Regions from separate parts of the Homo sapiens genome. Here region 1 is linked to region 2. A link is a loop called in an ENCODE intact Hi-C map of the cell type or tissue named here. Cell type or tissue: PC-3. All regions are shown on one strand.

The links. Hi-C counts contacts between places; a loop is a spot of excess contacts. Peaks named below come from ENCODE experiments on the same cell type or tissue, not always from the same donor. Only the 100,000 strongest peaks of a DNase experiment are listed, where the experiment ranks them.
Region 1: it touches region 2 in a loop (5-fold over the local background); 4 of 110 quality-filtered maps call a loop at or near these places.

What each region holds. Positions count from the first base shown.
Region 1 is chr13:38,366,436-38,368,935 of GRCh38, reverse strand. No RefSeq gene overlaps it. Among named protein-coding and RNA genes, the nearest start is that of UFM1, 18 kb to the right of the region's middle. In PC-3, no CTCF peak of the experiment used is centred here; a DNase peak (open chromatin) is centred at 1,465; H3K4me3 peaks cover 1,076 bases; H3K27ac peaks cover 1,915 bases.
Region 2 is chr13:38,529,599-38,532,098 of GRCh38, reverse strand. It overlaps LINC00437 (long intergenic non-protein coding RNA 437), which reads left to right. Exons shown (of 3, transcript NR_126377.1): 3 at 1-99. Among named protein-coding and RNA genes, the nearest start is that of LINC00366, 37 kb to the left of the region's middle. In PC-3, a CTCF peak has its summit at 1,409; no DNase peak of the experiment used is centred here; H3K27me3 peaks cover 498 bases.

The sequences.
Region 1 (2,500 bases), 160 kb after region 2:
TTTAAAATGGTGATGATGTTAATTACCCTTGGAACATCGCCCTATATATTTCATTGGCACATCAAATTCTGGCAACTGCTCCAGAACTATAATTGTATCTAGAGGAAGGATCTACTAATTATAGGTTTATTCAAGTCTTGTTGCATTTGACAATATGGAAAACATTCCTTTTTATTCTAGGATACTCCTCAATCCCTATGTTTGGAAGGGTCAATATAAACTCACTATTAAATAGTATAGTCAAGTAAAATAGGAGATGATGTTTGGGACTGTTTGAAATTAGCAAAAGCATTAGTTAGGGTTAAAAAATATCTCACACTCAAAAAGGAAAGAGATGTAAGGTCTGTCTAGGTAGACTGAGGACAAGGAGAGGCAACAAAGCTAAATGCTGATTTGACCAATTGCAAAGAATGCTTCAAAATGGAGCAAAGAAACTGCATTTTAGGAAAATCTTTAGGGGACTCCCAGCTTTTCAGAACAAAGCCATGTTTTTTGGTGACAGTGTGGGTGGAGATAGAAGGTATATAATGAAGGTAAAATGTACAGTTGACCCTTGAACAAAACAGGTTTGAACCACATGGGTCCATTTATACATGGATTTTCTTCTGCCTCTGCTAACCCGTCCTCTTCTTCAGACTACTCAATGTGAAGACAAAGATGAAGACCTTTATGATGATGCACGTCCACTTAATGAATACTATATTTTCTTTTCCTTAAAATTTTCTTTCCTGTAGCTTAAAGATACAGTATATAACCTATGAAATATGTGTTGTTTATGTTATTGCTAAGGCTTCTGGTCAACAGTAGGCTATTAGTAAAATTTTTGGAGAGTCAAAAGTTATATGCAGATTTTTGACTGTGCAAAGGGTCAAGGCCTTGAACCTCCACATTCTTTAAGGGTCAACTCTAGAAAGTATAGAAGGTAAGGAATAATAGATTGGAATTTTACATTTATTTATTTGTTTACAGCAAGAGGATGGCATCCTTAGAATCTGGTTCATTTTATTGAAGTTCCTGTGAAATACTATTTTTTTAATGGTTTCAGAAATACAATCTTACTAGGAAATAATAGGGAGATGGATTACACTTTAGAAAATAACTTCCCAAATGCAAGGTTCTATGAATACAGGTATTACCCTTTCATAGGTATCAAGGTACTGGCTTAATTTAAAAATTAAATAAAAATATTTGGAACATAATTATTTCCATGTTGGGAAGCAACTGCAATTAAGCCTTTAGCAATTTTTATTGAAGGGAGTCTGTCACTTCTTTTGCTCTCTACTCCAACCCATACAGCAGGATTATGAAAGTTCTAGATTAAATTTTGCGTGTATGTGGAATTGACAGCAATACACCAGATCTGTCATAGTGACTACAGCTCCCTGAAGCCTTCATTTTTTATTGCTTTGAGAAACAAATAAGGTATTTCCTTACTGAAGGATATAGTTCCCCACAAGAACAATGTGACCTCTCTACAGTCCTTTTGGTTAATTTCCCTATGTGACTCATTTAATTACTCATTCATTGTCTCTTATGTTTCATTTCTACGTAATGTGCACATCTACAGATAATTCAGAAAGTCCTAATCCATCCATCCGTTTATCTAAAAAATCAGAGAAGCTAGTATCTCCACTAGAGACTTGTCAAAATGTCTGTGGCACTGACAACAAAAATTAGTTTATTTCTAACACAGCTCATCAGTTGTAAATTGTGCATTTAAGAATTAATTTATTAAATCCAAGTGTTACTCAGCCAAACAAATATTGACATGATGTATCATCACAATATGCTCTCAATAACAGCTTTTACACTGCTAACAAGTTTTGCCAAAAAATGAGAGATTTATGCCAAAAACTGGCTCTCTGAATTTGTCTGCCAACCTTAGCCAGTGTTTTGCATCTAGTAACAAAATTACATCCTCTATGTAGCAAAGCAGATAATAGGGCCATACATCTACTTTTAAAATGTTCACCATTCTCTTTGTTGCTATAAATGTGTATATTTACTGAAAAGGAGTCTATAAGTGCAGTGTTTGTGTGGATTGCTGAATGTTAAACTTTGCAAGCAAAGTGAGATCACAGAAATATTAAATAGCAATCTATGAGGCTCATTCCAGATGTGCTCATTTTATTTTGAAAAAGTATTTCAATACAATTCTAGGCAAACTGATGATAAATACATGATACACATTGTGGACTTTATAATCATACAGACCTAGGAGTCAATCTCACCGTAACCTTAAACATATTAACTGAAGTCTCAGCTTCCTGAACAGTAAAGTGAAGAAATTAACACTGGCATTTGTGAAGGGATTAAGGATTAAATGAGTCAATGTCTGTAAAGTGCCTCACACTGTGCCCAGCATATAAAAAGGGATTCGTTACACATCTTCATGTCCATGATTACTAGACCAGGTAATTTTGGTGTTTTTGAAATGTATAAATTTGGGAAAGTCCAAGAAATGGGAATGAATGGATGTTAATCATGTTTCGTCTCCAGT
Region 2 (2,500 bases):
CACTTCATTCTATATTGATGCTGAATTAGAGTTCATTTGACTTATGGTAGTTACTAAAATGTCCTTTTTCTTTTTTATTAAAAATGGGGATATCAACCATTTTATTTATTTTAATGTTGTGTATGCCTGGGAGTAAGAAAACATGTATAAAATATGGTACACATGGTGACGACTGAGGGCGGAAGCATGGTTATCACTGTCTGCAACATATCCATTGTTGTCCCAGCAATCTTGATCTGACTGACATATTATAAGAGAATTACTCAAATGGCTACAAGTTACAAACCAATTAGTTTGGGTTATTATAATGAGTCCTCAGCCACAGACAATTAGATGCCCCCTTTTCTGTATAGATCCCTGATATTCTAAAAGCCTGAAAGCTGCTGTGGAGCATTCGCTATCCTTCCCACATTTGAATGAAATAAATTGATCACAGAAATATCCTGTGATGTACCCTAAGAGAAAGAGCCCTCCTATCAGACACCCTGGGTTTTAACCCGAACTCTGTCATTTATTTTAAAAAGCTGTGTAATCTTCAGATATTTGTTTAAGTTCTTCATGCCTCAGTCTTTTCATCAGCAAAGTGGGAAAAAATAGTAATATTTGATAGGGTTGCTGTGTGGACGAAATGAGAAAACACATTCTAAGCCCTTAGAAAAAAGCTTAGCATATTATAAGCACTAAAAAACTCAGTTTTACTATCATCCTAAGTGACATTTACAATTTCTAGATAATTAAATGAGTCTAGAATCGTTTTACTTAAAGTACCAAAGAAAATCACAGGCAGATGTGGGTACAAGTGCCCCAGAGTCCACGGTCTTAAATTGACACCTTCTCTATCTTATTTCTGAGAACAAAATTTTAAATTCCTCAAAATATGCCACAAGAATTATGGCATTGGACATCTAAAAATTGAGCTGTATCCATATTTTGCTCATGTAGGACCAGAAAAACTTTATAAATATTTTGGCTCTAACAATTTTTTCAGAGTGCTGGGGCAGACCTATGTCTTAGCCATTTTTGTACACACGGGATTAGCCCATCTTACAGATAGTGGGCACTCAAAAAATGTTGGTTGAATGGGTAATTTCTTAGTTTTGGTCTGTCTGCTCTGCAAGACGATTCCTGATCTGAAGGCATTTCTCAATCCTCATCCCATTGTCCCGCAATTTATTGGGTCAAGCTCTACGTATGTAGAAAATGGCCATAATTTTTACATTTCTTATTCTCGTCTATATCAAAATCCTGAATTTCTCCATGAATATCATGTAATTTCTGCTTATTCTATAAAGTAAGTATAAAAAAGAATACTTTGTCAATGAAATAAATAGCAGAATTTAATGACATTAAAATGTTGCTTTGGAGACCACATTTATTATCTTATGTGTCCAATAGAGTGTGCTGGTGTACTATATAACAGTAGAGGTTTCGGGCAACGGTGGTGCATTGGATTTATTTCAACTATTTGGTTTGCTTAACACAGTTAAATTAAAGAATGAGACTACATCCCTTAATTAAAACAAAATAAAACAAAATGACAATTTAGTGTACCATGTGAATATTTACAAGAAGAGAAAATGAAAATGATAACTGAATTTTCCTTTTTATATGGGCTCATGATTCAATATCCTACTTCATGGATATAAAATTGTAACACTTCTGGTTTATGCATACTAAAACTGTATACTCTTGCTTAGTTATGTCTAACAATTTAAGCTTTTCCTATTTAAAAAAAGTGCCTTGTATTTTGCATAGGTTATGACTCATAAACTCATCGTATTTCTGTTGATTTTATTCAACAGTAATAAGACCCTTTCCAGGGTTATGATTATAAGAGTATATTAATGCATTTAATCCAGTATTTATTTTTCAAAATTAACCTGAAGTGGCATACAAAACTGTCATTAGCAAGCAAAAAAACAAGATGAACAAAAATCATACTAAAAATACTCCCAATTGATTAATATCTAGTCATATTTTATTTTTCATGGAATAGTTAAGCATTTAGACAAATTCATGCTCCAGTTGCAGTTTAGGAGCAAGTATCTTTGTGATTTCATTTTCCTTGTGTTATGTATGTGTGTATGTGTGTGTGTGTCCCGTGGGAAACTGGCCAAGAACATGGCTAAATAAGAATCCATGTTTATGCTACTTGGGAAACTGGGTAGTCTGGCAGTGTATTGGCATTTTTGATTCTGTACGATATGGCAAGAATTTTCAACTCAGATGCTGTAGTAGACATTTGTCATTTTTTTTTGACTGCTCAGTATTTGCATTCTCTGCCTATATTTGGAATAGTATTAAGAGATCTGAGTCTTAGAGGGAGCAGAATCAACCTTATAGAAACAGAAAATTAGAGATGCTCATTTTTCCATCCTTCTTTGCACTAGGCATGGAAACTCTAATAATCACATTCACCTGTTCCACAAGTGGGATTGGGAGCTCACTGGGGCCAGAGAAGCGTAAAGTCATGAGTCTATGTTACAGTGATAATTCTCAG